2 separate regions of the Homo sapiens genome follow, and region 1 is linked to region 2. The links are chromatin contacts, found by Hi-C or POLR2A ChIA-PET in ENCODE. All regions are on one chromosome and are shown on one strand. The core of a region is the stretch at or near the end of the contact, and the rest is flanking DNA. Distances in the headings are between cores, read along the strand shown.

What was found. A loop is a pair of places that touch in the nucleus more often than their neighbours do. ChIA-PET counts read pairs that join two places held with the same protein, here RNA polymerase II (POLR2A). Pooled maps may share reads with other maps.
Region 1: a loop to region 2 is called in a pooled map of heart left ventricle, with 2.9 times the contacts of the local background. The contact joins two enhancer-like sites. A Hi-C loop is called at or near these places in 4 of 168 maps with a recorded cell type or tissue (dorsolateral prefrontal cortex, heart right ventricle and posterior cingulate gyrus) and 5 of 50 pooled maps. POLR2A ChIA-PET finds 5 or more read pairs at or near these places in 2 of 52 experiments (activated B cell and activated CD8-positive, alpha-beta memory T cell).

The regions. Positions count from the first base shown.
Region 1 is chr13:35,873,473-35,878,442 of GRCh38, reverse strand. All of the region lies in intron 4 of DCLK1 (doublecortin like kinase 1), which reads left to right. All of the region lies in intron 1 of LOC105370163 (a long non-coding RNA gene), which reads right to left. Among named protein-coding and RNA genes, the nearest start is that of LINC00445, 180 kb to the right of the region's middle. Within about 2 kb of position 3,547, at least 5 of the 41 ENCODE cell types and tissues checked have a DNase peak (open chromatin) inside an H3K27ac peak, as active enhancers do; they include dorsolateral prefrontal cortex and heart right ventricle, where a contact is called at or near this core.
Region 2 is chr13:35,837,293-35,842,598 of GRCh38, reverse strand. DCLK1 (doublecortin like kinase 1) reads left to right here. Exons shown (of 17, transcript NM_001330071.2): 7 at 3,423-3,507. Among named protein-coding and RNA genes, the nearest start is that of LINC00445, 140 kb to the right of the region's middle. Within about 2 kb of position 2,523, at least 5 of the 41 ENCODE cell types and tissues checked have a DNase peak (open chromatin) inside an H3K27ac peak, as active enhancers do; they include dorsolateral prefrontal cortex and heart right ventricle, where a contact is called at or near this core.

The DNA of each region.
Region 1 (4,970 bases), core at 2,298-4,797, 35 kb before region 2:
AGCTTGGGGAAGCAGCAGTTATTTCAAACCCCACAGGCAGTAGGATGGGAGTCTTACCATGGTGTCAGGGTTCACTCAGAAAACGGGTGGAGTAGAAGAAACCAGATGGGCCTCAGTTCTTACTAGATGCAGGCCCATCCTTTCCTCAAGAAGCCTACATGTGGATTTTCCTGTAATGCTGCTGCGAAGTATGAAAATCATAACATTTCTATAGAAAGTAAATTTTAGTTGTCCATTATACCAGGATGGCTTTGTTCAGCTCAACCAGGCAGACAAGCTGGAGACTGAGGATGGAGACTGAGATTCAAAACCATGAGGCAGGAGGTGGTGAATCTCCCAGGCACTGGGGGTGCTCAGAAGGAAGCTGGACCACCACTTAGTTGGAATGGAGACAGGAGGAGAGAATATTCCTGAGTTAAGGAGAGAGTTGACTCATTAACCATTGACAGCCTTGATATTCTAGGAGGGCGCCTCCCAAGGGGAGGGAAGTGAACATGTAGGGGCAACTTATTGGAGAATTGGAGAATCAGAATTGCAAGTTCTTTTTGTCATTGACTTTGTGCCATTTTTATAAAATGCCTCTGGAACTGAATGTGCTTCCTCACTCTCTTTTGCATATAGCAACAGAGAGGAATATTATTCCATTTACAGGCTTTGTACCTTTGCCAAATTAAGAGGAAGCTTGCCTTTGTAATCAGGGTATGGTAGAAAGCACAAAGCATCTACTGCTTATGATGGTTTCTTCTAGATGAACTTGTCCATTTCCTGAACAATTCAGAAAACTGAATTTAGAGTTGAGATATATTAAGAGGCCTCTGCCTAAGAGTGCTTTTATGCTGGTTGGTTTCAAAAAAGAGACTAGAAAAGTAAAACCATTTCTTGTTCAAAGAGTATTCCCTAGCCAACATGCAGCATGTCACCAAGGCTGTCTAGACACTCAAGGGACTTCACCTATGCCTTGTTCAAGATTCTCCAGAAGGTCTAAGTAGGCCCCTTTGAATGCATGATCACTATGTGAGCTCAGGTGAGCCACTGGTGTCTTTGGTGGAATTCTGCAACCGTTTCTATTCTTCAGCACCTTCTATAACACTTCAGCCTACCTACCAACTGTTTCTGAGTGGGGGGAGGATCTTTCTAAGTGGAGGTTCTCCTGCCACCGGGAATGTGGCCAAAGAATATGTTCCACCTCCTCCTTATACATCACCATCTGGGCTGTCTCTCTAAATCTGTCCATCAAAGAATGCCCATTTCAGGAGTTCATGTCCTGGGTGAAGGTGAGAAACATTTAACTTCTATAAATCCCCAAAACATTTGTATAGATCGTGTGGGGAATGATACTTTTCACCTCAGATGAATGTAGGGACTAAATAGAGCAGAGATTTAATTCAATGTTGCTTACTTGCTTGCCTGCTGTGGGAGGTTCAGTCATCAGAGAACCAGTTCATGAGTTTGGTCTGATTTCCTGTCCTTTGGGTAGGCTGCAATCTTTAGGAGCAAGAGAAATTACCATCTGTTAGCTTCCTTCAAGTGGCTTACCTACAGTCCTTCGGTGTCATCTTTCTTAAGGAGAGTCTGGGTCATCCAGTTTCTCCACCACCAAAGGAAATACAGTCCTCTTAGAGAATTGGTCAGTGAAATATAGGGGTGCCAAGAAACATCAGAGTAAAGAAGTGATGGCCCCCAAAGGCAAATGCCCCCATGTGAGAGGGGGAATGGAAGGCACTGCTTTCTTCCTTGCCTGAGGCTATGAAAATGTCCTTTGTGTCAACAAAAAGGTTTTCTACATTACTGGCCATTTAGGTCATATTATTCACAATGTTTCAAAATTGTGGTTATCAGCTGATGTAGATTTTGGCATTCTCTCTGAAGCCATGCAGCATTTGTTCCTCACTGCATTTTCACCATTATAAAATACAATTCCTATTTAAATTAATTAAAACATGGAAAATCTAAACTTTATTTGGAAAGATGGTTGGAGTTTTTGTTTTTGTTTTTTATAATTTACGGCTTGGCACTGCAATATTCTTCAGCTGGATTTATGTTGACCCATTTTAGAAAACGTAGTTACTATAAATCTGTTGTTGTTGTTTCTGTTTTTGTTATTCAACCCAAGCCTTTGGAATTATTCTAATCCACAATATGACTCATGAAGTATCACTCTTATCCTTAAGGCAAGTGGTCCAAGAGTTGAAATATTTGTAATTATCTTTCAGACTCCATGATCCTCCAAGCTATTACTTCATTATAACTCCATTTCTGAAAGACAGTTTGTTTCTCTTTTTTTCTGATATACTAAACATTTGATAGACAGGTAGCTTTCATATCTTGAATTTCTTATTTAATGTTGATATGAGAACAGTTGCTTGCAGTTCTTCCCCTGATGCACCATCACCCATTTGTCTGCCCCTGACCATGGACACCGATAGACATTTCCCAGGCTTTCGTCACCATGGAACAGCTTGCTTAGGCCACAGCATCAGATACTGGGGGTAGTGAGGAAGCCACCAACCCAAGAGAGTTGGGTTCTGATGCAAGTCATTTCATCTCTCTGAGACTCAGTTTTCTTGGGTGTACAATGAGAGTTTGGGTTAGTTCAGTGAATACCAAGAGTTCACACAAGTAGTAACAGGATCAGCAGCAATTTGGGCCGATATTTATCGAGCAGCTACTTCATGCTTTTTAATATGGCAGGGACTAGTTAGTATCCAATGGAGTATGGGAGTGGGGAGACGGACTAATAAATGAATAATTCTGACTGATTAATAATATGGTGAGAACTCAGTTCAGGAGAAGCAAGGGAAGCTTTGGAAGCATGATAAGAGGCCACAAGTTTTTCCAATATTTCAAAAACTTAATGAAATACCTACATTTCTTCTGATAAGAAGAGCTGCCTCACAGAAATACCAAGTTTCTTTTTGGTACTTGGAAAAGTGTCAACTGAGTGTGGTAAGATTGGTTCTATTATGGTGTCCTGGATTGCTGGTTGGTAGTTATAGCCACAGCTAGCAACTCTGGCACCTGTGCCAAACAGCATGCCATGAACCCTAAAACCAACTTTTAAATTCACATTGTGGATCACAGATGGATATTATGAACAATGTGTACCATCTGTTAGCTTTCTATCTTAACTATTCATTCTTGCTAACTAGATGCTGAGCTTTTAAAATCATTGTTTTAAATTTATGTGACCTCTGAATGTTCATAACCTGGGACAAAAAGTTCTGGTCATCTGCCCTCATGATCATCTTGATTTTTATTTAAAATGAGAAAATTGAATGTTACTTAACAACAATGTGTTGCATAAACTAACATTTTTCAAACATGAGGTCCATGAAATAAAAATTAGCAAAAAGAGGCCTCACTGGTGAAAAGACTCTATGCACCATTACCAGATGGTAAAGGTTTTGAGTTCCAAAACTTTGTATTGTTCTCCATCATGCCTGCAGCTCTCGATGCTTGGCACGTAGTGGCCACGTGATAAAAATGTACGAGGAAGCATGCCAATGGGCCGGCGACATTGTGGCATTCCAGTTTGGTTGCTAGTGTACTTCCAAAAGGCTAGGCAGAGGCCAAAGCTAGGACAAACTCCAGGATGTGTTGTCAGTTGCATGGTCAGAGCCATGAGCTAATCTGAGATCTCCTTGGCACGTTCCAAAGCTCTGTTTTGCGAATCAAAATCTCCACGGACACCTTGGGCGTTATTGTCCCATGGGAACGGTCCTGGTTTTCCTATTGTATTTTCTGACGTTGTTAATGTTGTTTCTTGGTTACTCCTATCTTTTAATTTTTGTCAATATTCCTGTATGTATAGATTTTTTTCTTTTTTTTAAAAAACAGAAATATCTTGCAGGGTCACTGGGCAGGCCAGAACAGTGACAGTGGCCCAAGTAACTGTTGGGGAAGACTGGGCAGGCTCTGTAATGCCTTGATTCATTTCTCTTTGCTTTGGGCTATGAAAACAAGTGGAGGAAGAAGAAATATCACAAGGCAGAATTTGCTTCCTCTTCTTTTTTAATATTCCCTCTTCTTTTCCCCCATTTCAATTCATGAGACTCTCTAGGACACACTCTCCTCCATGACTTATCTCCTGTTTGTAGTCTTATAACATCTGTATTTCATATAAACTCACATCTTTTCTTACTAAACAATTTAAACTACTTTGTTAGTTTAGATGTTAGAAAAAAATAGGAAACGATGTTTATATAAAGCAATTCAGAATATATAAGAGAGAGAAACATGTTTTGAATTTAGAAAATTAGAAATTGCGTGGATAGGGAAGAAAAATTTTGAAGTCAGGCATCAGAATGAGATCTGGAATGATTATGAGTTCTTTGTTACTAAAGCGTAAAATGGGATTTAAAATATATAATGGAAAAGTTAAAGTAGTTTAATTTAAAACTACTATACTAAAAAGGTTCACCACATTTGAAAAGCTAACATATTTCAACAACTACCTACAATGATAAATATTTATAACATGATAGACTAAGTGTTAAACTTTCATATAGAATGCACTCTTACAAACCAATAAGAGAAAGTAGGACATAAATAAGTAATTGCAAAAGAAGAAATCCAAATGGCTAATATGCGTGTGGGAAAAATGTACAACTTTACTGGCAATCAAACCAATTCAGATTTCAAGAAAGGAAATCCAATATTTGTTTAGAAATTGGCAAAGATTTTTTGAAAATGTAATACCTAACCTCAGTGAGGGACCCAGCAAATGACCACTCATTGTCTATAAAAGTACAATTTGAGGCCGGGCATGGTGGCTCACACCTGTAATCCCAGCACTTTGGGAGGCTGAGGTGGGTGGATCATTTGAGGTCAGGAGTTTGAAACCAGCCTGGCCAACATGATGAAACCCCACCTCTACTAAAAATACAAAAATTAGCCAGGCATGGTGGTGGGCACCCTGTAGTCCCAGCTACTTGGGAGGCTGAGGCAGGAGAATCTCTTGAACTCGGGAG
Region 2 (5,306 bases), core at 1,274-3,773:
AGAAAACCCTATCCTTCTCTGCTTTGTGCTAGTCAGAGCACACCCAGAATATTGCATTCACTTTCAAGCACCAGGTTTTTTTTTTGTTTTTGGAGAGACAGGGTTTCACTATGTTGCCCAGGGTGGTCTTGAATTTGTGGGCTCAAGCAAGCCTCCTGCCTCAGCCTCCCAAAGTGCTTGGAAGACACAGACGGAGACCAGTAGCTATTTTCAAACACCTAAAAGCACTGTCATGTGAAAAGTGGATTAGACCTGTACTGGGCAACTCTAGAAATCAGAGATAGGACCAATAAATGGCAAACATGGAGGGACATAATTTCAACATAACTTACAGAAGAACTTCTTTTTTTTTTTTTTTTTTTTTTTTTTTGAGATGGAGTCTCACTCAGTCGCCCAGGCTGGAGTGCAGTGGCGCGATCTCGGCTCACTGCAAGCTCCGCCTCCTGGATTCACGCCATTCTCCTGCCTCAGCCTCCCGATTAGCTGGGACTACAGACACCCGCCACCATGCCTGGCTAATTTTTTTTTTGTATTTTTAGCAGGAGAACTTCCTTTATTTTGCCTCCCATTAATGATGAAGGGCTGCCTCAGGAAGTAGTATGTTCAGTACTAGAAGTATTTGGACAGAGGCCATCTGACCACCCACTGGGATTTCTGTAGGGGGCATTTGGTCTCTGAATGGAAGTGGGGCAGAATAGGTAATATTTAAGGTCCATCCCAGTCCCCCAAACTCTTTGAATCAGCGGATGGTCACCATCTTGGAAAAGTATTTAGTATTAACTATCTTACTTCTTTGGGAAAAAAGAGATAATACTATTAGAAGTTTAATACATTTATTTTACTGTCTTTGAGCATAATAAATAAAATGAAAGCTTTCCATTTTCAGAGAACTCTGTATGACCGTAAGTACGTTTTTCTCTTGACTGCCCATCATCTGTTACTCTCAAGCAGCAGAAAATTTGAAATGACTTGGGATACATTTTCAGAAACACAAAAATACAGTTGTAACATTGAAAATAAGCAGTTATAAACATAAGCAAACTTGTCTTAACCCTACTTTTTTTTCCTTTTTTTTTTTCCACCAGAGCCTAAAATCCTTGAGAGATTTTTGTTCAGAAAGCAGAGAAAACCCAGCTGGCATTGTGACAAGCATTCAGGGATCAGCCATTTGGTGGCACTGTTAAATCCAATTCATTAGTTGATAAGGCGGTTGAGTGAAAGCCCACAAGTTTATAGAATGTTACAGTTTAAAAGATGTTTTCATGTACTATGGGTCAGAGCTCTGTATCGAGTACCTGATGTTCTTACTAAAAGAACAAGCTTTTGGGACTGAGTGTCTAAATTGTGAACATCTTTGCTAGGAAACATGCTACTGCTCTATTAATTTGGTGAAAGAATGTGTCTTTGTATTCTAAATTTAAAACGCCACGTGACAAGGCAGCACCTGCTAGCCTAAACCACACCATGTGTCTCCATTATGAAATACCATTTGTGCTGCTGCTGGAAGAAATTCAAGGTCCAGAAAGCCCAGAAGAGAAGGTCTACATTGTAGACATTTACTTAGTGCTTTTCTGTTTGGAACACCATTATGTCTGCAGCAAAAACAATGACCCAGAGGATGAAGGATCTCACTGTTCTGGAAAACACACACCTTCCCCTCAAATGTGGTTATGTTTATTTTCTTCGGTTATTGACATAATAAATCTGCCTTGTGTCAGCCTCATACTGCAATATTATAAACACAAGGTTTTCACAAAAAGATGTCCATCCATAAAAGTCAGCAGAGGGTGGCTTAGAAGCTCCTACATTTATAGTCCCTTCCACAGTGTGGGTTATGGGTACATAGTGTCACACTAAGAAAAACTCTGTGTCAAGGTGACAATCTCAATCCGTTTTTGTAGCCTGACATATGACAAATGTGTGCTGCTGGTTACAAAAGATAGAAAAACAGCTCAAGTCACCAGGCTTACTGAGGGGGGATTTTTATAGTATTGGAAAATAATGGGCACATTACACAAACTGTGTAGTATTCAGGGGTATACAAGGGTCATCTCTCAACTTTTAGCCTGTTCTGTAGAAAAGCAGGTGTACTATTGCTATTACTTTAACTTTCATCCCAATGGTGTCAACTGTGAGCTTTGATGAACCTGACCAATGGGACATGCTCATCTTAGTCACACCCAGGAAAACGTTCTGTGATGTTTGACTTAGATGGCTCTGCAGTGACTTAGGCAGCATTTCCCCAACTCTATTAATCTTTTTAATGAAAACTAAAATCTTTGAATCTCCTATGCAGGATACTGTAGACCATAATGAAATTACATCAAACCTCTTTCCTCCTACTTTGTACATACTTTAAGGCTGAATGGGTTGGGGAGGAGGTTGAAGGGAAACAGGTAAGCAGAGGAAAAATAGGTCAGCTTTGCTTCTCGCCACCTCTTCATTATTAATTCAACTACAGATGCTCTTTCCCTTCTCTCTGCTCCACAGACAGCCGGCACCATGAGCCAATGCCGCCCGCCCCCTCACCGCCTCCTGCTCCCATCAGGCCAACCAAGTGGATAAACCCAGGGAAACAGAAGGAAGATCTTTTAGGACAAGCTGTGTTCACTATTTAGAAATAGCATTGAAATGTGCAAATTGTTTTCTCAGGAAATAGATGCAGAGATGGAAACATTCATTGTTAAAGTACTGCCCCATAGCCAATCATAATATTAAATATTTGGTACTGTTTTTTCCTCTGAGCTCTCTCATACAGTTGTTACCCTGTTTGCTTTCATGGATCTTGGGTCAAAAATCAAACAAAATTACAAGGCCTAGGCTTTTATTGTTGTCTTTACTTCAGACTTATTATGTAACGTTTAACAAACCAATAACCTACTCAGTGCTTATGTTTTGATCTCAAGATGGAAATGACAACCCCACTCTTTAACCTTTCTCCTAAAGTTGTGGTAAGGTGGAGCATTTAATTTTTTTAAGGATATTTTATAAAAACAAACTGAAGAGAAATGTTTTCTGTCAGAAAAATAGAAAAAATAGTGGATGGGATCAGTATAGTGCCACATTTGAGGGCCATTTGCCGATAGTCTGTGGAAGAGTGAGGTGAGATGCCTGAACTCTGCCAAACCCAAACAGCGAGCTAAAGGACCCCGATTTTGAGCAAAAGGAATAAGAAGTCACGGAACATTCAAGTTCACAATAACCAGCTTGATCCTGTTATCACAGTCTATTCTTGGTTAATAGGGAGAGAGGGAGATGTGGCCCCAGTTGAATATGCTGAAGGCGTCTTTTTCCAAGTGTTAAGATCAAATCCTCCCTAGCATGGGCAAAGTTTTCTCCTGAGATTCCGGGCTGGGCATGGTCCCTGGAAACTCAGGCATTCTGACCCAGTTTTTGAATTACCGGTTTCTGTTCCCCTACAGAGCTCTCAGCATGGCGGCTCCTCTACGTCACTTGCGTCCACCAAAGTCTGCAGCTCGATGGATGAGAACGATGGCCCTGGAGAAGGTGATGAGCTTGGGACTTGGTATCTGAGGAGGCAGAGGATGGGTTGGCTAAATTTACTCCAAGAAACTGTGGCTTCTCAAGCGGAATGACATGGACAAGGCTGAGCAGCTCCTGAGGGTCAATCACAAGGGGATAGGGTTGAATATGGTGCCCACCAGGGATTGGTATCTGCTCTGTGAGAATGGGAAGGGGAAGTTGGCCCATTTCGGAGACATTTCCCATCCTCTGAGGGCATATGTATCCTAAGAAGGCCAGCTATTGCCTGCTTTGGAAATAAGAGGGGATCGCTGGGATCGTGGCTGCTTTTGTTTTCCCAAACTCTGTTCACTTTTAGTGTTACTTTAAGTGAACAAAGGCCAAATTTAAAGACAATTTATTCTTTTGACTGTTGTAGTCTCACAGATGTACTCTAAATTAAGTGAACTCAATACATGAAATATGGTTTTACAAAAAGAATTGGTGGAAATTGCAAAAATATTCTTGAGGTAATTCACTGCAGAATGTCTCTGTGATGTGGTCAAATGATCAGGATTCCAGAAATGACTTTTTCACTAACTCACTGGATTGTTTTGGACAAGCATTTTCAACTCTCTGCGTCTTACTTCCTCTCCTATGAAATGGAGATTGTGAATCACACCTATTTCCTTCCTGAAGGCTGTTACCAGGTTCAAATCAACTGTGGGGAAGTATTTGGAAAAGATAAAAGTGATACCATCAAGCCACTGTTAAGGAATCTGCTTCTCTTACTTGTTTTAAATGATATGATTTAATTTTTTTTCCGAAAAAAGTACCCTTTGGGAAGTGCTTTTATTATATTCAGTGAAATATGTGATTTACAGTATAATTATTTTCTGACTACAATGCAACTTCAGAATTTTTTGTATTTCCAGAAATATGAAATTCAGCCACATAGAAGTCTCATTTGTTCCAAAGTGTTTTGTATCCTTTGAATGAAATGAAATGGTTCTTGATTTAAGCCTTTGGCTAAGCCTTTTTTTTCTTTTCTTTTCTTTTCTTTTTTTTTTTGAGATGGAGTCTCGCTCTGTCTCTCAGGCTAGAGTGCAATGACACTATCTCAGCTCACTGCAACCTCCACCTCCCAGGTTCAAGCAATTCTCCTGCCTCAGCCTCCTGAGTAGCTGGGATTACAGGCGTCTGCCACCATGCCCAGCTAATTTTTGTATTTTTAGTAGAAATGGGATTTTTCCATCTTGGGCAGGCTGGTCTCAAACTCCTGGTCTCAAGTGATCCAACTGCCTCGGCCTCCCAAAGTGCTAGGATTACAGGCATGAGCCACCACACCCAGCCTGGCTTAGCCTTCTTAACCAAAAGTGAGGAAAGGTACCTTTTATGAATAGTCAAGGAAAAAAAATCCCAAGCCACGTGCTTTGAATGGGTGTCTCAGTGAATGCTCCCACCAGAAGGCAGAATGGAAGTACCTTCTTCCATTTCCCACCTGCAGGGTCACACTTGTACCCAACAGCCAAGGAGGGTTCCTTTCTTAGCCACATAGTAAAGAGCCTTAAGATTGTGTCATCTGGGAGCTGTTTTGTAAATTTGGGTGCTTTGCAGTAGACAAAACTCCCCTGGCTGAGTCCTTCAAACAGAGGCAAAATTGTGGCTTCTTTAGAGGGGTGAGATGGGGTTAGGGGGATTGGCTGCAGCCCTCACTTTATTCTAGAGACCACCTAGATGGCTTCTAGCAGGGTAAGAGGGAAATGTCACCTATAAAGGGGTGAAGAGGCTGTACCAATGCCAAGGACAAAAGTAGCAGCAGCAAATGTCCTACATTTGTTCAA